3 separate regions of the Mus musculus genome follow, and all the other regions are linked to region 1. Evidence: chromatin loops called from intact Hi-C (ENCODE). Cell type or tissue: left cerebral cortex. All regions are shown on one strand.

Evidence for each region. Hi-C counts contacts between places; a loop is a spot of excess contacts. Peaks named below come from ENCODE experiments on the same cell type or tissue, not always from the same donor. Only the 100,000 strongest peaks of a DNase experiment are listed, where the experiment ranks them.
Region 2: it touches region 1 in a loop (5-fold over the local background); 15 of 42 quality-filtered maps call a loop at or near these places.
Region 3: it touches region 1 in a loop (2.8-fold over the local background); 2 of 42 quality-filtered maps call a loop at or near these places.

Annotation. Positions count from the first base shown.
Region 1 is chr2:70,122,988-70,130,987 of GRCm38, reverse strand. It overlaps Myo3b (myosin IIIB), which reads right to left. Exons shown (of 35, transcript NM_177376.4): 8 at 3,996-4,141. Among named protein-coding and RNA genes, the nearest start is that of Myo3b, 88 kb to the right of the region's middle. In left cerebral cortex, a CTCF peak has its summit at 3,990 (motif pointing left); DNase peaks (open chromatin) are centred at 3,031 and 3,989; H3K27ac peaks cover 1,984 bases.
Region 2 is chr2:70,214,338-70,222,337 of GRCm38, reverse strand. It overlaps Myo3b (myosin IIIB), which reads right to left. Exons shown (of 35, transcript NM_177376.4): 10 at 5,168-5,323. Among named protein-coding and RNA genes, the nearest start is that of Myo3b, 180 kb to the right of the region's middle. In left cerebral cortex, a CTCF peak has its summit at 4,354 (motif pointing left); DNase peaks (open chromatin) are centred at 4,316, 6,790 and 7,733; H3K27ac peaks cover 278 bases.
Region 3 is chr2:70,657,162-70,665,161 of GRCm38, reverse strand. Gorasp2 (golgi reassembly stacking protein 2) reads right to left here and starts at 3,653. Exons shown (of 10, transcript NM_027352.4): 1 at 3,402-3,653. The coding sequence starts at 3,464. In left cerebral cortex, CTCF peaks have their summits at 1,140 and 3,732; DNase peaks (open chromatin) are centred at 3,732 and 7,371; H3K4me3 peaks cover 2,019 bases; H3K27ac peaks cover 1,318 bases.

The sequences.
Region 1 (8,000 bases):
GATTCTCATGTCCCTGGAAGAAATAGAGAAGAAGACATAGGGCAGAGGGATACGAAGGACAGAAGACTGGAGGCAAGGCTCCTCCAAAAACCTCCAGAACAACTTCTGAGGAGACTCTGGAAGGAGTCTCCTAAGCTCTGTGTGGATTGTGCCCTTGGACTTCAGTCCAGCAGGACCATAAGAGGATAAGTGTTGATTGTTCAAACTCATTGAATCTCTGGTTCTCTGCTGTGACAACCCTGAAAAACTCACTCGATTGGGAGCGGGTGATTCTGGAACACCTGGATTTAGTGATGGACACATGAAGCAGAGATGGTCACAAGTTCTCCTCTCCTGAGACTGTTCACTGCAGGGAAAGCTCTCTGGGGAAGGCAGTCACCAGCTCTGGAGACTGGAATGATCAGGCAAGTTTCTACTGGGAATCTTGGGGGTGGGGGTTTCTTTTGCTTTTTTTCTACAGAGAGTAATGTGGAAAGCATGAAGTTGGTCATGAGACACTGATCAGAGCCATCCTTCATTGGGCCCAAGTAAATACATGCACAGTGTTGTTCTCAATGCTTGTGTAGTAAACCCACACTGTACCCCACAAAGGTCCCTATCACCTTTCTGAACCTGTCTACATTGGACAAAGGGAGTCATTAGCTAAAGACTCTGAGCTATAGAAAGATACCTAGATTACCTAGAGACCAAAATAATTGTACATTTTTCCTAACCCTACTGATCTGTGAAATTATAACTGTGAAACAGATCTCCTCTAAAGTGAAATATATATGAGATATATCATATATATGTATACACATCACAAACATACATATATGATCCTTCCAAGCCTTTGGGATTTTAAATGGCGTCTGAAAAAAAAAACAACATGTAAGCATGAAATCTACAGATGCTCAGAGAAACAACTTCCCTCTCCCTCTTCTAACTCTGGGGGGTGGGTGGGGAGGCAGCAGAAGCATCGGCAGTCAGGGGTGACTTTTTTTTTTTGGAGCAAAGGCATTAGACAAGATGACACGCTGACAGGTTCAGAAAACAGTGAATGCCGTGCCAATCAGCAGATAATTTGTGTGTTTGCAGCGTAGGAAGAAGTGTGAGTCACGCAGTATTTCAAAGGCAGGTCACAATTGCTGTTTGTCATCTTGCAATGTGAAGGTCAGGAGACAGAAGAAGGTGGGAGGAAGCAGAGAGGAGACCTGCTTGCAAGCAGATCAACCATAGCCAGACAGGTCCTGCTCCATGGCTCTGACAGTGCCCAGGGAGCCCATGTAATTACTGCCTGAACTGACATCTGAGGCTTTCACCTCCAGCAGCCACAAGGTCATTCTTTGTAACTTCTGAAAGTCACTCCTTCCATGACTCAGTCAAGCCTTGCCTCTCTTCCCCCACTTAGTCACTTACTCAATTTATTTCCAAGAATAAAATAACTGCAAGGGGGGAGGCCAGTAGGGAAATTCAGGGAAGGAAGCCTCCAGTTTTTCAGATCCCAGGGGACCAAAAAATGGACCTCATTGTTTAATGGAAGAAAATTCCAGTGCATTGGAAGTACATCCAAATAGAAAAAGAAAAGGAAACTGAAGTCAAGCAGAATCAAGAATTTTTGTCATTAATGTTATTTGCAGGGAAGGGGAAGGGAGGGCAGGGCAAGGGGAGGGGCCCACCCTTATGAAATATAAAAGTCAATATTCAACTGGATTTTTAAAATATGTAAATGAGAGCTGGTGTACTAACTCAGTGGGTAAAGATGCCAAACCTAACAGCCTGAACTCAACCCCCACAACCAGAATGATGAAACTAGTCCTTTGATGTCTTCACACACACACACACACACACACACACACACACACCCTCCCATGCCTTCTCAATACATAAACAAACAAATCAATGCAATATAAGGCTTTTAAAAATGTAAGTGTTTAACTTCATCACTTTCCATTTAAGAGCTTTTTTCTGAGGAAATGATACATTTTTAGCACTGAGAATAGGCATGCATGGTCACACAGCTCTAGTCAACCCGTAACCCTTCAAAGAGAACTGAGTGATCCCGATAGGATAATTCTTAAAGAACTAACTTACTGATATAAACCCACAGAGTTCTCCCAGGGCTTAGGAAGAGAGCAGCTACCGTCTTAGTACAGAGGCTGCATGTCGTCATTTGTTTTTCTTCTTCCTGCCCAAGAATGGCAAGCCAGCCCATTAGAGTTGTGACAATGGCAAATGTTGAGTCCAAATAATCGCACAGAGAATCTGCCAAACTATTATTCTGATATCTGATCCAGCATCCGAACAGGAAAAAAAAAATAAAGAAAGGCAGGAAGTCTAGGAAAGAGTGACAGTCTCAGCATAGCTGGGATAAAGATGGATGTCTTCCAGTTCCCTTGTTCTGTGAGCCATTCTGCATCGAGGTAGGGAAAGGGGGTTAGTTATCTTCATCTAGATCTAAAGACTTCTCCCAAGATACAAGACGGGAGTGGAGTGCTAGAATAGAGATGATCAGAGAGCAGAGGCTGTGGACACAGAAGTTAGCTCATCACTGGAGATGAAGGGTCTATTGACTCAATGGGTATACACTCATGTGCACGCACACACACAAACACACACACACACACACACACGCACGCACGCACGCACACGCACATGCACGCACACACCTCTTTAGCCTCCTGGAATTTATCAGCGTAGGCGATTTTTTTTTTCAAAGCATTTCATCTGCCTATGAACGCACACTTTTAAAAAGGGAAAGAATAAATATACCCAAAGAAATCTCTTATTGAAAGTGTATACATCTCGTAAAACTCTCTGCTATTTGGGAAACTATGTTGCCATAGCAAGCAAGCACTTGTAACACAAGGAACCACACAGAGAATCCTTGCAGCCTGGTTCCTCATCTCTGCACATGTCACCGCTCGCTCGCTCTCTCTGCTGCCGGCTCCTGCATCCGTAGGTCCCTTCGACTGCTCACCAGACTGTTAATTAAGAAGCCGGAAGCTTCAGCTGCTACCATGAGCACTTGTTTTTATGTTTTGGAAAAAGCAGAAAAACCAGCCCGGCTTAAGCGAGGCTGTTTTCGGAATGTTGGTTGTTGGTTTGCTCACATCTGGATTAGGTCTAAAATGATAATATTACGATGATCAACGCTTGAGAGCCCCATCTGCATATAAATAGGCCTAATCAGAAATGCAAATGCAATTTCCAGAACTGTGTAAAGGCTGCAGATAGCTGCGCTTTTGTGCGGATAAGGGAAGGTCAACACGTGTATTGTGACATCGATTCAACGGCCCAGAGTGTTCCTTTGAAAGAGCCGGTTTGGAAAATACAAATTATCTATCAATCTGCACCCAGGCTGAGCTGGGCTCCCCACCATTTGACCCTCCTAACGTATATCAGCTCAGCTGCTGGCAAAGAACCACCCTGCACGTGCAGACCCTGAGAGCACACAGAGTAGGCAGCACACCTCATCTAAATCACTTCTGAGACTCCTCTGAAGGGGCTTTCCCACTGAGGGGTGAGGAATAAGGATGTATGGGTAATGAGACATCTTTCAGATAGACGTCACTGCTGATCTGAGTGGATATGACCATATGTATATGTATTTTGGGGAGCCCCCTCAAGCTCCCCCAATGCTACATTAAGTACACTTAAAAAGAAAGCGTCGGCCTTTAGACCAGTTGTTAAGTCCTAAATCACATCTGTGTTTCTCTCGTGTAAAGCACAAAAAAAAAAAAAAAAAAAAAGAACATTTCAGAAAAATTGTAGTGCTGTGAATTGGCAATTGTCCCATGCTCTCGCCATTTCTCAGGGAACTTATCTTGTAGCGATTAGTATCTCCTCACGCCCCCACCCCCACTCTAAATTTTTTCCCTCATCTTTTTGAAAGGGAAACATATTACACAATCGAGCTTTCTCAAATGCGGAGAGAACTTGCATACCAACTAGCTTCCCTCCAAAACCGGTTTCACGGAGCACCGATGAGTCAAGAGCGCCACCTGGTGTCCTACCTTGGTATCTTAAAGAGCATTTTCACAGGATGCATTTCAAAGAGGGGAGGGTCTCCATCTCCCAGCTCAATGGCTGTGATGCCCAAGGACCAGACGTCACAACGAGCGTCATAGGACGAGTCATACTGCTGCTCGCAAGCAATGACCTATCAGACAAAAACAAGACACAACACATCAGGCCACTGTCACCCCAGATGCCTGGAAACCCTTTTTGTTATTCCATTGACCGTGCTAATGATGAATGGGAGCAATGAGATGTTTGTAGGCTGTGCATAACCGATTCATCATCTGATATGTTTACTAACTTAGGTCCTTCTCCTTTCCTTTTGAGCTGGGGTCTGACGATGTTGCTGAGGCTGGTCTCAAATTCACAAGACGTGCCTTTGCATGTTCATTTCTTCCGTTCTCATGTGACCGTCACGCCTGCTAGGATTACAGATGGATTCGCTTCCTTTTTAAAATGTGTTAGCTCCACTCAGAAACCATGTGTTGAACCATCTCAGTACAAAGCACATCATGAGGTAGTGTATGGGAGAGGGGCCACTCTGTCTTCAAAGTGCCTGCTTTTCGTTCCCCTTTAAAGAAAAAACTTGGTATTCGAACGGTACCTCCCAGCCTGCTGTTAAATTTAAACCCCCAAAAACAGTTGCTCTTAAGAGTGGCTGACACAGAGTCCTCGGGAGTGCAACCCACCGAGCAGACTGATGTTGGAAGACCCTACGGTTATGAAAAGCAGGAGCCACCCCATCCTACAGTTTCCCTCTTACCAACAACGTCAGAGCCCTCCCCAACATCAAACAACCTCAACAACAGTTTGTGGGTGCCACTGCATTTTCTGGCCTAACTGGGTAGAGAGCAGGGAGATTAGAAATGGCTGCAGGCTTGCTAGTGGGTGAAGAACAGGAATTCTTGGAGGATTCTGTTTTATCAATGTTCTAAGTCTCACAGGGGGAAGCAGACTCCTGACTGTCATGCAGGACTGGGAAAGAGGTGCAAGCAGAGGGTGAAGAGGGACCCAGGGCTCCCCTTGCCCTTGATTCTGCCTCCCAGAGCAGGCCGGATGCTGACTGTGACAGCTGAGCACCACGTTGGTGAGTGTGGGGTGGGCAGGCTGCTCCCCTCAGGCTCTCATGTTGGCTTTGGCTTTTACTCTGGGTGAGACAACTACTTGTGGTAAGCTGACAAGAGACAAGTCAGGCTTCTATTCTAGTTGCTCCCCTGGCTGCATGCTGAGGGCAGAGCCAAGAGAGGGGGACACACAGCCAGTTACAGTGCTACTGTACCAACCAGTTATAACCAGATCCTGAATGTAATTCTGAAGGTTGAACCAACTGGAATTCAGAGTGGGCTTTTAAGAAAAAAGATCTGTGGATAACTCTGAAGTGTTTGACCTGGGCATGTACCGGAGAACTGGGGTTAACCCACATGGAAAGGAGAGAGAAAAAGCAGGTTCAAGAGTCAAAGCTGAAGCATTCAAATCTCAGGGGTCAGGGAAGTATCCAATGGGAGATAGTGATTTTAACCCCTAAGGCCTCCAAGGCTCCCTACTGGACATCTGAGGTAGATAATTATAATTATAAGAAGAGTACTCTGGCCTGTATGTGCCCCCCCCCCACCCCATCCCCCAGTTCATGTATGAGAAATGTGATCCCTATAATGCAACAGTGATAGGAGATGTGACCTTCGGGAAGATGTCCAGTCCGGAGGCTTGGCCCTCCTGAATGGATTCATGTCAAGACAAGTGTATGAGAATGGCTCTCTAGCCTCCCACCGTACGAGGAGAGTCGGAGGCCCTCACGGAACCCCAGAGCCTTCACATTCCCAGACCTTATGGCTGTGAAGGAATACTATTTTGTTCCCTCTAGATTGCCCTGCCTGAGATATTTAGTACAAAGTAAATCAGCAAAATAAAGAATTATGTTGTGCTAAGTGATGGTGGCTGGTGATGCACGCCTTTAATCCCAGCACTTAGGAGGCAGAGGTAGGCGAATCTCTGAGTCTGCTGTCAGATTGGTCTACAGAGAGAGTTCCATGTCAGCCAGGGCTACACAGAGAAACATCTTTCAGAAAAAAAAATGTATGTTGCTTTGGGCCCCTGGATCTTGATATTATTAAAGCAGTGAGAGAAAGGTAGTGTATCAGCTCTCTTCCACACCAGGTCATGTGAAAATGTCCTGAGCCTTCTATCCTCAACCTCAGCTATGGCTCTTACTGTTGCTGCTTCTTCTTCTTCTTCTTCTTCTTCTTCTTCTTCTTCTTCTTCTTCTTCTTCTTCTTCTTCTTCTTCTTCTTCTTCCTCATCTTCCTCCTCCTCCTCCTCCTCTTCCTCCTCTTCCTCCTCCTCTTCCTTCTCCTCCTCCTCCTTCTTCCTCTCTCTCTCTCTCTCTCTCTCTCTCTCTCTCTCTCTCTCTCTCTTTCTCTTTCTCTCTCTCCCTCACCCCCCCTGGTCTCTGAACTAGAGAATGTTCTCCTATGGACCTACACCATGTGTCTAGCTGCCACCCCTCCATCAGAACAGAGCGTCTTCTCGAAGACTATTCTGTCATGAGTTCAATGCATTGTTTTCAAAATAAAGTTCAGGTCACTCAGAATCTGGAAACAAAAGCTACTTCAGTGCCTCTAAGGACCTCAGTTTCCTCACCCCAATCACGCAACAGCCTGCAGCATTTACAAGGAGCTCCAGAGAAGGCTCCTCAACACCTCCCGGGAACATTTTTGAAAGTGCAGGACAAACATAATATTAGACCTATTAATCAGAAGACAGTTTGGCAGTTTACTAATGGCACTGTGATGGGCCGTGTGTGTGTGTGTGTGTGTGTGTGTGTGTGTGAGAGAGAGAGAGAGAGAGAGAGAGAGAGAGAGAGAGAGGGAGAGGGAGAGGGAGAGGGAGAGGGAGAGGGAGAGGGAGAGGGAGAGGGAGAGGGAGAGGGAGAGGGAGAGGGAGAGGGAGAGGGAGAGGGAGAGGGAGAGGGAGAGGGAGAGGGAGAGAGACTCTACCCTTCCCCAAGCAGGGTCTGGAACCAAGTAATATAAAACGGGCCTCTAATGGTTAAATAGCAAGCTACAGCCATCATCAATGTCCCCAGACAGTGTGCACTAGTGTGTCTGATAAGGGATGTGGGCTCCAAAATCTCTGGACACTAGACAAAGGTTACTGAGGAAGGTGGCAGGAAGTGTCTTGCACTAGCAGTCTACAGTGTCCAGAAAGACACTCCAGTGTCAGCCTCTCAGATGGAACAAAAGCCAACCCAAGAACACAGCCAAGTATGGAACTGGAGACGGGCTGACAACTTCTCCAGCACTGTCATAAAATATTCAAAACTAGTTTCAGCTTGTCTTTCCAGACAGATGCAGACTTCATAAAGAGAAATACACCTCTCAGCCAATTCTTCTCCCAGAACTCAGCTCATCAGACACCAAAGAAACTCTTCTAAGGAAGTTTGTGGGAAAGTAGATTGTTAAAATAATTCACAAATTGTTACTTTGTAGCCATGAGCCAGACAAGGTACTGGGCCCTGTAGAGGGAATGGTCTTCAGAAACAAGCCTGAGAGAAGGGAGGAGGCTGTTACCTTCTTTACAGCTGTTTACTCGACAAGGGAAACAGCCCTTCTTGTGGCAGAACTCTGATGGATTTTAGAAACACTCTAAGGATGCCTCCCACGTGAAGGCCAATGCATCTTCATCTATAAATCTAACACGAAACCATCGCTGTGAAGAGGAGAATACGCACCATGCTTAGCTTGCTTTCTCCTTGTCTTCAAGTAAAGCATTCTGGGACTGTTGGGTCTTTGATTCCCTTGCTGCAGGAGAAGGGACCTCACAGAGGACTTCCGGGTTGGATTTTTGTTAGGAAGCTCTGCTAAGCTGAGAGAGCAGCCGTGGCTGGCAGGGAAGGCACTGCCTTGAACCAGGCTGACTTAACTTCTAGAAGTCCTACTGAGTTAGGTTCCCCAAAACTTGGTTTATTATTGCTACTATTTTTTTATTTATGTGCATATTTCTGG
Region 2 (8,000 bases), 91 kb before region 1:
TAATGAGTGTTCACCATATGGAATGTGTTATCTTTAATCCCTGACTGCTTAGTGTCTCCAGGCTTCGGAAGAGAGGATTATAGGTTCCTAGGCAGCATCTCGGTAGGGTGCCTGTCATATCCCCATAGCAGTAAGAATTACAGACTCAACTAAGAGAGAGGGAGGCTGCTGCCTGTGTCAGCCAGAGGCTTAAACTTAACAGCCCTTGATCACAGTGGCAGGGAAGGTGGTTCCTTCTGCTCAGTTCTGCCTTTCCTACCTCTGCTCTCCCTTATCGTTCTCCTCTATGCTCACTCACACACCCCTACCTCCTCCTCTGCCTCCTCCTCCTCCTCCTCCTCCTCCTCTTCCTCCTCCTCCTCCTCCTCCTCCCTGTCCTCCTCCTCCTCCTCCTCCCTGTCCTCCTCCTCCTCCTCCTCCCTGTCCTCCTCCTCCTCCTCCTCCCTGTCCTCCTCCTCCTCCTCCTCCTCCCTGTCCTCCTCCTCTTCAGCACCTGGGTCCTTTTGCTTTCCCTTCTTACTGTTACCTCTTCTTACTCTTACTTGAGGGATCCACAACTTGTCAGTACGTTAAAAGAAAACGTGAATTTCTATCTCACTGAAGTTTTCCATGAGCACAGCTCTGTCTTGTTTCTAAGGTCCTCTCCGACGCTCCCAGGACCTCAGTCGCCCCTCCCCCCCACCCCGCCCCCTTTGTTCTCCATACTCCACCGAACCTGTGTTTCTTCTTCACGCCAACAACCAGCCCCTCACTAGACGCAGCCTCCGAGTTACTAAGCCACTGTCAGACCTCCAAATCTGCTTTCTCTGTCCTACACTTTGTGGTCAAGAGTAACTAGAGTTTACAGATGGCCAAAGGAATGGTGGAGACAGCCCTCTTGCTGGGAGCCTCTCGTGCTGTGCGGTTCTCTGCGTCTCTACTAACCACTTCACGGCACTGGAGTATCAGTGAGTCACCCTGTCCCTGGGTCTTCTGTACTTCTGAAAAGTCATAGCTATATTTGAATAACATTCCTCACAGTGACACTTCCAAAGGCTTAGCATCTCCCTGGACCGAACACCACTACCCACCCTGATACCTTAGTAGTTTTTGGAAAGCTAAAGGCCATTCAACATGAGTTTTCTCACATTACCTCCTTTTCCTTCAGATTTTTGGAATATTCTAATCTCACCTGTATGTGTCTTTCTAGCATTGAGGTTTGTTCTAAGACCAACCAATCATCTTTTAGATCCTTGATTCATTTCTCTTCTATAACTCCACTATAACTCCCACTTCTATCTTTAATGTCTCCTCTACATATAATCCCTACCCTTCATCTTTTCAAGCCTTCCCTATCTTTTTAAAAAATTTATTATTTATCTATTCGCTTTATATCCCAATTGTAGGCCCCTGTGCCCCTCTCCTCCCAGTCCCACCTTTACAAATCCCTCCCTCTATAACCCTCTCCTCAGAGAAGGAAAGCTCACCTAGGTACTGTTCCACCCTGGGACATCCAGTCTCAGTAGGACTAAGTGTGTCCTCTCCTACTGAAACCCAACCAGGCAGCCCATCTAGGGGGAAGGGATCCAATGGCAAGCAACAGAGTCAGAGACAGCCTCTACTCCGATTGTTAGGGGACTCACATGAAGACCAAGCTGTACATCTGCTATAAATGTATAGGGAGCCTAGATCCAATTCCTGCATGCTCTTTGGTTGGTGATTCAGTTTCTGTAAGCTCTCTTGGGCCAGGGTAATAGGGTGCCCTTGACCCCTCTAGTTTGTCCAAGTCTATCCCCTACTCTTGCACAAGACTCCTTGAGCTCTGCCTGATGTTTGGCTGTGAGTTTCTGCATCTGTTTCCATCTGTTGCTGGATGAAGCCTCTCAGGACTCTGACAGTGGTGGTTATATGGCAGGCAGGAAAATGTGAAGCCACAGGCTAGGCAGGTTTAAATCCTAGCTCAGCCACTTCCTGGACATCCCCAGGCATCCCAAAGCCAGGTGCCCTTTCCCGGGGCGGGGCCAGACCGACCACAGCCTCTCTTTCTCTTGTCTCAGTGCTTCTCAACCTCTAATGCTGTGACCCTTTAATACAGCTCCTCATGTTGTTGTGACCCCCCCAACCATAACATTATTTTCATTGCTACTCCATAATTTTGCTGTTGTAATGAATCATAATGGAAATATTTTTGGAAATAGCGAGTTGGTGAAGGGGTCGAGACCCACAGGTTGAGAACCGCTATTTTACCTGATTCTTGTTTGTATGGTACAAAGACTGTTAGCATCTTATCAAGAACCAGATCTGGTTTGCCTTTGCAGTTGCTCTGCTCAGTTGAGGGCTTGACACCTACACACGTAAGTAAATGTTTCTACAGAGAATAAATGAATAAATTTGACTTTGAGGAAAAGATAGAAATCAATACTTTTAACATTTGGTGCCTCCGTACTGTTTATTTTAATGATCTTCTCTGATAATTAAGGAGATGGATTTTCACAGATAAAGGGCAAAAGAAAGGGAGTTGTGCTGGCTAGCTTTATGTCAACTGGGCACAAACTAGAGTCATCTGAGAGGAGGGAACCTCAGTTAAGAGAATGCCTCCATATAATTGGACAGTAGGCAACCCTGGAGGGCATTTTCTTAATTAGTGATTGAGATGGGAGGGCCCAGCCTATTAGGAGTGGTGCCACCCCTGAGCTGGTGGTTTGAGGTGCTATGAGGAAGGAGACTGAGCAAGTCATGAAGAGCAAGCCAGTGCGCAGCACCCCTCCATGGCCTCTGCATCAGCTCCTGCCTCCAGGTTCCTGCCTTCTTTGCGTTCCTGCCATTATTGTCTTTGGTAATGAACAGTGCTAATGAGGTGCTAGTGAGAGAACCCCTTTCCTCCCAAAGTTGGTTTGGGTCAGAGTGTTTCATCAGAGCCGAAGAAATCCTAACTAAGACTATAGTGTTAAAAAGAAGTGAAGGACTCTAACAGTCTATGCACAGATATTTTTCTATGACCAACATTTATTGATGGCTAACACTGTAGGTAGGCAGAGCCATCCTAATCATTTATGTGTAGATTCAATCTGAAATCAAAACAACTCCCATCTTATAGAAGAGAGTTCAGAAGAATAAACAGTTAAATGACTTCTTCAGCAAGTGGCCGAGCTACAGCCCAAATCGGGCAGAGCCCATGGTTTTAATCATTGGTTTGCCCTGCCTGGTATGTGAGCATCGTTGGAAAGAAATGAGGGGGCTATTTTCCCATCTGTCCCTGCTCTCGCCTCTGTTAGTCTCTGTTTTCTCCACCTTCACTGGAAACTCACAGCTTTCGATAGATTGGCTAGTCAGCTGCAAATGACAGCTGAGAGCTTTTCCTGGTGGGTTCAGAAAGCATCTATATAGCCAACACCTGGCTAGCTGTTAAGAGGAAGTGTGAATTACACCGTGTTCCCTTTGGAATTTATTTCTGACCTCCTAAGGAAGGGGCTGTTCAACATTTTGATACGTATTTGTGAGGTTGTATTTTTTTAATGACTGCTCAAAAGAACATGAAGTACAGAATGAAACTGGAGATTACAAAGGCCCTGTGAGAAGCCTTTGCCACCTACCAGGCGTCTAACATCAAAAGAGTTGGCAAAGAGTAATTAGAGCAAGGGCCTGAGCGTGCACGGCGGCGTCATGATTTTCTAAGGGGGAAATAGGTGTTTAAAATGAGACTGGAGAACTGCACAGGCAAAAATGAGCAGAAGTATGGTGCTTGGTAAGTCCGAGAACTGGCTTCGAAGCCACTGGAGAGCAGCTCTCTGATCTAACAGAGACAGGAGAAGCTGGGTCTGACTTAACTGCTTAAGGGCCTGGATGTCTGGGTGTTTGCATCTCGTCCTCATTTTGGTAGTGTGTGTGAATGTGTGGGGCAGGCTGATGTACAGAAACTAAAGGAAAGTGGGTTTTTGGTTCTCCTGGCCTCAAGCACAAGTTTCTACTGCTTCAAAAGGCCCCAAGTCACAAGAATGGGTCTCTCTGCCTTGTCAGCTAGACACAGACACAGAAATAGCCATGGCAGTAAGAACCGATAGGAAAATGTTTGCTGCAGAAACCTGTGACAAGAGAAAAAATCAGCACAACACAGTCACCTTGACATTCCATCTCTGGTAAGTCTGGCTTTGGCTTTCTGGTTTGTAAACGGGCTTCTGCACAATACAGGGCTATCTCCGGACCTGATTTACTCTGTGTTATCTTCCTCACCTCCGGTATTCTGGATGTTCTTTTAATAATACTGGACTGGTGCTTATCTGCATCCTGGCCAGAATTTAAAAGCCAAGTAATTGCAGAGTAGGGGAGCTATGTCTGCAATTACATTCTCTCTTCCTTAAAGAGAAATTCTGCCACCCTCTGGACAGAAATCAAAGATCTGTTTCATAGAGATTCTCACAGAATAGAGTTTTAAAGACTTGCTCCCACACCCTAAAAATAAGCATCTTAAAAAAAAAAAACAACTATATGTCCTTTAAAAAGTGGGGGGGAGAAGGTTAGAGCCATGTAGAAGGAGTCCTGGCTGCTTTAGCTAGCATAAACAAAATGCATGAGAAAATAAAACTAAGATAAGTCTACGGATTCAGTAGAGAATGGGCTCAGAGGCCATCGAAACAGTCTTGAGCATTTAACATACACTCTTTCCACGGCCTGTTCGTAGAGTCCATGTTAGCTCTCCACTCTGCAATAGCCAATTAAAGACTTTTCACATAATCTCAGACATGACTGTTTTGCAGTTACATTTTATTTTATTTTATTTTGGGTTTTTGAGACAGGGTTTCTCTGTTTAGTCCTGGCTATCCTGTAGACCAGGCTAGCCTAGAATTCACAAAGATCCACCTGCCTCTGCCTTCGTTTGCCTCCTGAGTGCTAGGATTAAAGGTACGGGCCACCACTGTCCAGCTTGCAGTTAGTTACTCAGCTGAACACGAGGACCGTGAGATTTCAGCCATTTGAGAGAAACCGGTCACAGGGGTCTGAATAGGCAGTTTGTTTCTGAATCCTGCCTATTCGTCCACGGGACATGCTTAATTAAAGTCACACAAATGAAACGCTGCAAAATGCAAGGATGTGGTTGTTACAGATTAAAATGTGGGGCAAGCCCAAGCACAATCATATCATCCTTACAAACACCCAGAGAAAGAAATCAGAGTGACACGGAGAACCATACCTGGTTTTAGCAACAGGGTTTCGATGCTTCTGGTCCTGGAGCACCTTGGCCAGCTGTTTTTGCAGACACAAAACCTTGCCTTGAGTTCCTTTAATGAATGGGTGGTCCAAGAGATGGGTGACCGAAGGCCGCTTTTCAAAATCTTTAATAAGACACCTGTTTCACAAAAAAACAACAAATAATTCTAAAGTGTAACATTAGACACTCTCTGTCCCTGGGAATATAATATAGGAGAGAGGAGGGAAGAAGGCTTGGTAATGAACGTGATCATTAGCCCCGTGCAGCTCTTTCCTTTGAAATATGTATCAGAAAGTAGAAAAATTCAATGAATTGAATCAGTTAAACCATCAGAAATCTACTTTAGACTGTTGTAAGTAAATATTAAAAACTCAATTCTTTTTTTACTCTCAATTTACTGTGAAATATTTGAAACACTGGAAAAGTAGACTACTTAGGAAAGCATTTTTAAGAGAAGGGAGTTTATCTTAGGAACCTATAGAACTGTGACGTATCACCTCTACTAACCCTTTTATAGGAGTTGCTCTAACTCGGTGGAGTGGAGGGCCTGGGGGATGCATTTAGAAGCTTACAAAGAGAGAAAGGAACCTGCAAGCAACAGAGAAGCGTGCGGCCACTGGCTTCTAGTGTTTTCTGAGAGAACAGAAAGGTCTCAGAACTGAAGATGACTGGCACTGTAGTTCTGGTGAATTGCTATAGGATTATACAAAGTGGGGAGCAGAAAGTCCATGCAAAACGGTAAAAGTCGGGATCTGTTTGAGCCCCTCTGCAGTGGATTGGTTAGAGCCACCCCAGCGGAACGGCTTTCTCATTAGGACTAAATGACCTATCATCCATAGAAAACAACAACTCCACACACGGAAATCCCTAGTGAAATGGGATCTGATGAAAACCGCTCCAACCACCATTGCCTTTCTATCCCGAGTAGCTGCCCTGCATCAGAGGAGGAAGCTGCAACATCTTTCAGCTGACACAGGAGGCTCAGGATAAGCACAGAATGACCTTCTGCCCACTCCATGCCATCAACAGCTGTGGTTTGTCCCTCAGTAGCATGGCAGCAGCAACCCAAAGCCTTGGCAGGCTGTAGGAAAGTTAGCAGCCTCTGAGCACCTTTGACAGAGCATTTAAGCCCAATTCTTCACAGCAATCCCCAGTTGTCAGATACACAGGGAGCTTTTAGTTTTCACTTCAAAATGGCTTTCCCTCACCTTCTAGTCCTGAAGAATATTCTGTAACATTCCCGTTCCCCCGTCAGTCTATTGGTGGATGCCTTGCCTTGGGGGCTCCTAGAACCGGAGCTTGCAGCTAGAAAGGCCAGCGACGCCTAGAGTATCTCCAGACTGATGGCCGCAAGACTATAAATACCACCTCCACCTTGCCATGGGGAGAAATCAATCATTTGACTTTTATAGGTCCAGGGTGGTTTGTATAGCCTATAATTTTTCCTAGCAACAATACAAAATCAGGCACAGGGGCTCACAAAAGATTGCTGTTGTCTTCCCATGAGCAATCTTCCCTGGATCGCATGTTTATTCATGGGTCCGTGTAACTACTGCCAAAGGAAAACACATTTATGTCACTGCTTGCCCAGAAAAGAAGGAACTCAAGAGGGCTATCTGATTGGTAACCCTGGTGATTTCTTCCCTTCTGACTTAAGTGTGGACCATAAAAACCCCTAAAATAAAGTAGCCATGTGTCCCTTGAGGGCTGATGGAGACAGATAGATCTGGATCCTCAGAAGGAATGAGAATGGTGTTGGTAAGTCCAGGATCCACCCAAGGGCTCAACGATTACTGTTCTTACAGAGAACCCAAGATCTGATTTCAGCATGCAGATACGATGGCTCACCACTGCCTATAACTCCAGCTCCAAGGGATCTAACATCCTCTTCTGGCCTCAGCCAGCACTTTATATGCACATAAATACACACACACACACACACATACATACACATGCATACACATACCACATACAAATATGTTGTTTGTTTGTTTTTTAAGAGGAAGAAAGGAAATGATAAAATAGGCATGCTTTCCTTGCCAGGTAACTGTTACCAAGGCTTCAACACACAGACTCAGGAGCAAAGCCAAATGCAGTCTGTGACAGCATGAAAAACTCCACGGCGTGTGAAATGGGAAACGAGCAGAGTGTACCTCTAACCTTCCTCCTTGGGACAGACTTTCAGGGGAGGCCGTCAGAAGAAGCCTGCAGACAGAGTCTTTTGGGTAGCCTTAGAAATCATGTCCCTAGTGGAATGGGAAGCAGTTAAAGGTAGGATATCTATCTGTCACACGATGTTAGCATGTATAGGCGAAGGAAGTCTTCTAACAAGTGACAAGATCATCTGCTGTGTTGGAGAGGGTCTGGCTTTAAATCACAGAGTGGGTAAGAGAAAAATGCATGAATATCAAAGAGAAAGAATCAGGTGAGGAAGATTGTAACACATGAGTCTGTTCCTGTGGCGACCCAAATAAGCTACAGTGATGGGCGAGACATCCGGGAAGATGATGAGTTAGTTAGTCTTCTCAGTAAGACTGGAGTGGGTGGTACTGCACACCACGGGATCAACAGGAGAGAAGCTGAGCGTGCCTGGGAGGAATGCTAAACAGCACGATGCCACCTCCAGCTGCACAGGGAGGATTTTTAGGGGAAGGACAAGAAGACCTTGAGAACGTAGCCTTAATTCACAAACACCCCTCCACATCTCGTTCTCATGGAGGCAGCACACAAGTCTGAAAGGGAATTGTTATGATATTGACACACAGATGCAAAGGCTCTGTCTACTAGATAACGGGGCATCGTCTCATTCTATTTA
Region 3 (8,000 bases), 530 kb before region 1:
ATAATGGCCATCTAAGAGACCACTCTAAAGATGAAACTTTTGAGAATGGCTTTGTTAGACTCACTTAATAACAAATGTCAAATGGAAGCAAGAATCTGGCATTCAACATACAGGGACTGTAGGAGGCAGCCTATAGTACTTCTATAAAACCTAGAAGCCCTAAGGACACATTGTCTGTAAAAAGTGATACATAGTTCTAGCCTATTGTTTGGATTTTAAAAGTAACATTTCTTTAAACTCTGTGACACAAGTAGTCTGGAACTCAAAATATGGACCAGGCTGAGCTTAAACTCGGAGATCTGCCTGCCTCAGCTTCCAGAGTGCTGGGAATAAAGGTGTGTACTACAGAGTTCACTTTGGCAGTGGTATGTGCATATGCCTGCACAGGCCAGAGGTATAACTCTTACAGTTAAAGTTATAGGCATTTGTGAGCCATCCAATTTAGATGCTGGGAACTGAACACGGGTCTTCTCCAAGAGCAGTATGTGACTTTAACCAGTGGGCCATCTCTTCGGCCTAAGTACCCACTTTTAAAAAATAACTTTTGAAAATATTCAGGGTGTTTGATAAACTTTTCCTTGAAAGTACAGCTTTCTGATTAATTAATTAGTTCCAATTTACTTACCAAGAAATAAAACTGCTAATTATTTAGGCTGTATGACTAATCTATCTTTATTTGTTCTTGATTTTAAACAGGGTCTCAGTCTGTAACTAAGAGTAGCCTAAAACTCATTTTGTACTCAAACTTGGTCTTCAACTTTTGGCAATCCTGCCTTACCTCACAAGTGCTGGATTATGGGTGTGGTTGACCACACCCCACTCTAATATATATTTTGCCCACACTCAACTTCATTATGCCACAGCATTCAAAACCTTTGTGGCATATATATAGGGGGTAGAGGAAAGCACAGGAAAATAAAGACAAAAACTCCAGCAGTATTTACCTTTAGACAGTGCAATTTCATGAAACTTTATCTTGAAATGTGTTTAAGTGTTCTATAAAGAACGGATAACCAGAAAACACAGCAACTTAGTAAAATGAAGATCAGTACTTACAGAATGTTAAGTCTGTAATTTTGGAATGTATAATTCAAGTGAAACAAAAAGAATTTAAGGGTCTGAACATATCCTTTGAAGAATTAAAGACCAGAAAACTCCGTGCTCAACACCAGGAGGTGCTAGTTAACCACATTCTCCTATGAAGCTCAATGCAGTGAACCTCACGGCCCTGTTAGGAAACATCACAGTCACAGTAGGTATCATATGCTTCCACCAGTTACACAAAGAAGCAAAAACCTGAGAAAAGCAGATGAGGTGTGGGAAGAGATGCTTCTCTGCATAAAACACACTGAATGACCGCAGGAGAAACCCTGCCGTGGTCAGTCACCTCTGCAATGGGGATAACAGTAAATATATAATGGGATCACAATTGCACCGAACCATGCGGGAAGGCAGAAAAAAACACGTATACGCCACCTAAGAGAACAGACAGGAAGACAGAAATTCATAGCACCTAAGAAGATAAAGTACTCTGCTTAGAGTAATTGCTGGGTCTGTTTCCGATTGCCCAAAGATTGTAAAGCAGAGCTGAGCAGTAAGTACTGAAAATAATCTCTCCAAGTTTACTTGATTATGTGGATTCCTGTAAGATAGCAGCAGATACGGGCATCAGAAGAGCAAATAGTGTTTTTACCACTAACAAGTGAACGGCCAGCAAACTGGTAGTTACCACAGAAAGTGAAATTACATCAGTTCAAACATGGGTGAGTTTATCTCAAAAGTTTCCTGCTATAGACACATTGGCTCACAAGATCGGGGTCTGTAGTGGGACGTACCACCATGCCTTAGGAAGCAACGGATAGGAGGGAGAGAACTCTTTTTTTCTCTCTGAAAACAGAGGTAAGGCAATGAGTGGCAAAATCAGGGAGAGAGAGGGTTAAAAACTTAAAAACATTTGCTTTCATGACATAATCACTAAAGCTCCCTTGGTTTATACCCTCTATACAATGATTTCATATTTTGTAACATTTGTGCTCCAGATGCAGACTGGTAACTGGGGCTGCCCCTACTATTTCTAAAGCTCAAGGAAGAGAGTAATAACACACCTGTACTAACTATGTGTGCACTCAGAAATCCTCCGAAGCACACCTATGAAGACGACATACTTCAACTGTCTTCCATAGGAATGAGCTCATTAAACTGAAGTTCTGTTGACATGAAGATCCATCTAAGACCCTAAAGACTATTTTTTTTTCCTACTCATTAACACTAATGTGTCTTACTAGGTTTCCCTGGGTGTTTATTATAATAAAAATACTGCAGCTCCCTAAGGGTTCATGGCCACACTCAGAATCTGCAAGTAACAGGATAATACACCTCACATGAGTCAACTCAGAATCAGACCAGATGAAAAAGCATCGCCATTAATTTTCCTACGAACCCGGGATGAAGCAGTTCTTTCTCCTGTGTTTCCTATTAGTGTGGGATTTAGGAGTTTGGTTAGCTGAAGGAAATAGGAAAGTAATATGGCATATGAAGAAACACCCTGGAAAAACAAGGGCTTCAAAAGTCTCTTTTGAGTGGAATGGAGAGACAACCACAATCCCGACAACCAGGTGACCAATCACAGTCCTATCGTTCAGGTATCTGGGCTATTTTAAAACGTTATCTCATTCAGAACATGCGACCCAGGGCAGAAAATGAAGGTAAGCAAGCACACTCTCAGAGAAGATTGTCCCTAAATGGCGATGCAGACTGAGGCCACTCTGTTCACAGCCCATGTTAGCACTCACACAGGTGTCACCACATTCCTGGTTCCACGAGGAAAGGACCGTTCACAGGCGGATGTGTCTTTGACCCCTGGTGTCTGGCGCTGCGTTTCCTCATCAAGCCTGGCTATTTTGGAAACTCTCCTCCGCGGACCTAAACCTCAATCTCCCCGACTATTTCATCTTAGAAAGAAGAACGGAAGTTCCTCTCCTCCAGGAAATGTTGGAGAGATCTGGAAGGGTCAGGAGCGACCCGGAACGGAAAAGTCCTATCAAAAATCAACTAAATTTAAGTCTGTCAAATCTAGCCCGAGGCCGTTCGTGCTCCTTTCCCTGTCCAGGTGGCCCTTGCAAGCATCCAGGGGTAGCCGAGATGAACCGACACCGGTCGTGACATCTCCGCTTAGCCTGTGGCTCCGTCACCCTCCCCGAGAACACAGGTACGGGTTCCGGCTCCTTCTGGAGGCGGCGCCCCTTGCTCTTCCTAACTCTGAAGCTCAGGCCAGTGCGCGGCGAGGCCGTGCGGAGGGCCAGGAGCCAGGGTGGTGGGTCCCGGGCCACGTCGCCGGCAGCCGCGCCCAGGGTGCTCCGCGGACTCGGGCCTGGCCGCCCCGGCGTCCCCCCGGGCCTTACCCGCAAAACGTGGTAGCCCTCGGTGCCGCCGCCCGGGATCTCGACGCTCTGCGAGGAGCCCATGGCGGCGGGCGATCCGTACGACCCGGCCGGCTCAGCGCTGCTCCGCCTCGCGCACCGCCCGCTTGGCGACTCCGCGTAGCTCTTGGGACGTGGCACTTGCAGCAGCCCGAGCCGGGCCGCACAGCCCGCCGGGAGATCGTCGCCCGGCAGCCACGGCCGCTGCCACGCCGCAGACAGCGCCCCCTGACGGGAGCCGGAGGGAACGATCGGAAGAGCGCAGCGGGCGGAGGCAGGGAGCGCGAGAAAGCGGAAAGACAGCCCGGAACGCGACGGCTCGCTACGGGGCCCCGGAGCAGACAAGACTTATCTCGGCGCGTTTCTACCTTCGCAGAAGGGTATTTGGTCGCAGCGCCTCCTGGTGACCAGAGGCCAGAGAGGAAGGGAGCAGATGCCGAGCACGCCTGGCGCTTGCTTTGTTTTAGGTCTTGTTTAATAAGATTGTATACCTGAGGATAGTTCACAGTGCCTTTCTGGGGTTGGAATATCAGGTATTCTCAGCTCACGTTTATAAAGAGCAGTGTTCCCTGAAATAAAAGCGGTTACTGTTTTGTTGTTTTTCTTCTCGTCCTGATAGAACACTACGGAGCTACGCAGGAGCGAGGGGCAGGGGTTGGATTTCCTTGGAATTTTGCCTGTTGCCCCACTGCACCCCTCTCAGTGTTCCCTGCCCCGTCTCCTCCCCATGCTATAGTTTGACTTTCAGTAATGGTGTCCCATCCAGGTGTTGACTGTCTTTGGTGTTTTGCAGTGTGAGCTATTATTAAGGGTTCTGAAGTATTCTAGTCCCAAATGGTTTTTCATAGTTAACCCAACACGCCACCAGTTAGATAGTCTAGTTTAAAGGATAGGTAGAGGAGCAAATGAGTGGTGCTCTAAAGAGCCAGGGGAATACAGTACGGGGACCTTTCTTCCCGACAGCTGACCAGTTCGCCATATGGAATCAGAATCATATGAAATTAAGAAGACTGGACTGAAAGAGATACCCATAGACAAAACTAAGAAATACCAGGAAGAGCTTGCATTGGGATCTGGAGTGAAGCCCAGAGGTTTCATAGTCCCTAGCCTGTGGAGGTGGAGGAACCTTGAAGGGATGGACCTTGTAGAAGGAAGTTGGAGTCTGTCCTTAAAGTAGGGAGTAGAACCCTGCCGCTTACTTTCTCTCTTTGCCTCACAGCTGCCCCGAGATGAACAGCTTTGCCAAAATAATGGAGCCAACAGCTATGGACTGAAACTACAAGCCAAACAAATCTTTCTTTCTCCTTTAAGTCGTTTTTTTGTCATTGACAAAAAGCTAACAGAAGGCCAATCTGAAAAAATTCCTAGGGCTGAAGAGGAAGGAGGCTTACGGGTTAAAAGTGTTGGCTGCTCAGTCATGTCAATGGGAATTCAGATCCCAGCACCGACAATAGACTGTCTATAATGCTTATAGCTTCAGCTCGAAGGGATCTAGCACCCTCTTCCAGCCTCAGTGTAGACACACACACACACACACACACACACACACACACACACAGAGAGAGAGAGAGAGAGAGAGAGAGAGAGAGAGAGAGAGAGAGAGCTGGGATCTTGCTGTGTTCTCCTGACTAGTCTTAAATCCCTGATTCCCAGTGACTCTCCTGCCTCAGCCTTCTGAGTAGCTGAGATATGCCACTGTGCCTGGCTTGTAAATGGCATTTTTGGTGCAATTGGAGAAACTTGAATATGGTTGCTAGAATATTAGATTTAGGAGAAGACTATTTCTTTTAATGAAAAGGAAGATAATTACTGAGGTAGGGAGCTAGTTAGAAGACAGACTGAGCCTATAGGCATATAAAATGATTTTTTAAAAATAAAGTATACATTAGTGCATTCCTCCACATAGGACTGTCTGGGATGATAAGAGAAGGGGCTATACTATGGACTTCTGAGTGGTAACTATGTATTTATCTTGGGTTCTTATGTATTCTATACTGCTCAAGGACCTGCCTTTTTATAACAATTTTTGTTTAAAAATTGAAAATAAATTACCACGTCTCTCTTTGCTGCTAATAAGCCAATTATAGTATCTTTCAAAGACCCCACGAGTCCATAGTTAAATAAATGAAAGGTGTGGTCACATGACTTCTCAAGAGCAGGGAGTGCAGCAGAGTTGGTTGCATGTTGCTGGTATGTACTGGAGTGCCTGGCAGCTAATGCAAAGAATCAATATTTAATACAAGACAATAAATATAAGAACTAGATTTGTTGATAATCATCTTATCCTGCTGGGCAGTTAATAATCTCCTTCATGGTACTGATATGTTCAGATGCCAAAGTTTTAGCTTAGGGGTTGGGAGATGGCTCAGGGTGAAGTCATTCACTGGGCAAACACAAAGACTCAAGTTCAGATCTCCAGAATGCACATAAAAAGCCAACCCATTGCTGCAGGAGTCTGTAGCCCCAGAACTGGGGAGGTAGACACAGAAAGAGCTTGGGGACTTGCTGGCTACCAGCCTAGTGCCAGGTTCCTAGAGACCCTGTCTTAAGGAAATAAGTTAGAAAGTGAGACCAGAGTACACAGTGACACACACACACGAGAGAGAGAGAGAGAGAGAGAGAGAGACAGAAGACAGAGACACAGAGAAACACATATGTATGTATGTATGTATATATATGTATAAATGTATATATGGGTGTGTTTGTGTATAAATTTGGATATACACACATATATAAATGTGTCAAAAGAGTATATATAAATCTAAATAGTATATAAAATAGTATATATAAATCTAAATAGTATATGTAAAATAGTATATGTAAATTTAATCTGTCAGCTTAAAATAGTAACAAGAGAAGAATCACACCTGAGAGCTGAAAACTCGGTAGTCACTTGATCCTTGGGGCTGAATGCGTCAAGTAGCCCCACAGTGGCTGTTTCTCTCTTCGAGTTGACAACCAGTGGTTACTCAATCCACAAGTCAGGGTGCCTCAGTCGTTCCAATCTGCTGCCAGAAGCGCAGAAGATTCCTGGAGAGCTGCTGGTCCCTTGTCCATGATGACAGCTTGGAAACTCTAGCTCTGATATGACTGAGGGAATCAGCAGCAGCAGCAGCAGCAGCAGCAGCACAAATCAACTCCATGGTAAGAGGGACATCCAAGTGAGCAGAAACAGAGATGATCTCCTCTCTGACAAACACGTTTTAGCTTGACTTAACTCATGCATGACTTAATTCATACAATTCCTGCACTTCTCAAAAGTTCATACCCCAGAAATTCACACTAGCTCTCTTCTCGTTGTGTGCTCTTGGAACAGTTAGCTCCTTAGTTTCTGGTAACATCTCAGCCATCACCATAGGCTTGCCTTTCAGTTGGGCTAAGAATCCAGCTTTTGAGGGCTGAGGGATGTAGCTCAGTGGTAGAGCCTGGAGCAGGTCTGGTATGATAGCATCCATTCACTATTAGATCTAGAGTTTATGGTGGGGAACATGGTGTTAGTATTTGTCAGGAAGTGTTTGCTTGGCATGTGCAAATCCCCTGCCTCAACCTCTTATTTTCCCACATTTTCCTGGAAGAGGAGGAGGAAAATTTAAAACATTACTGATTTGAATTAAATAACTTCACAAACAGTTAATGTGGCTTCTATTTCTGCCTCATCAATATGTCTGTTGTGTGGCAGTTACTAACAGGTGAGGTACAGATTTGAGACCTTTAAAAAAATATACCCATTACTCCTGTTCCTGGTATCAGTCTGCCTTCTTCATTTTGTTGGGGCATATGCTCAAATGGAAGGTAATGAATAAGATCCTGAGGATGCCGCCAAAGCGAATGTAAATAAATTCAACACAGTGGAGGAAAACACATGGGAAATTATTGGCCATGTCAGTCACAGTCTGAGTCAGAATCTGCTGCAGGCAAGTTGGCATTTTGAAAACATCACAGGCAGCAGAAAAGTGGGCTTCTGCAAAAACCAAACACCAAACCAGATACCTACAGCTAAAACCAATCAATCAAACCAGTAGCGGCTTACTTCATAGAACCAGCCTTTATGCATTTCATCTGGGTTTTGTTGATTCTGAACTATCGTCAGTAAGCAACTCATGATGGCAGGGACACTTTTCTTCCTACGGACGAGTGCAGCCTTATCCCTCCCTGCCCATAACCTGGAAGGTCTGGCTCCTTCCTGAAGAGATCAGATAAGGGGTCAGTCCACACGGCAACCCCTTCGTTGTGTAGTCTGCTTTGCTACTTAGCAAAATTGTCATGTTAACGCCATAGAAGCCCAGCGGCCACTGCCAGGACTACAGGGACTGATGACCTGTGGGCAGTGTATGACTCCACATGATTGGTACCCAGGAAGGGGCAATTTAGCAGGATTCTGCTCATAAAACACACGGAGTGAGAGCTGGGCTGAGCAATGAACAGATTGCTGTCTGGGAACTGGCAAACTCGAAGAGAAACACAATTTCGCATATTTGCATATCAGAATGGCAGCTGTGGAGGGTGTTTTGCCCTGTGCTTTGGTAGTGACAGAGGAGCGACACAGAACAGCTTCTGTGTAGGTAGATGAAGGGATGCAGA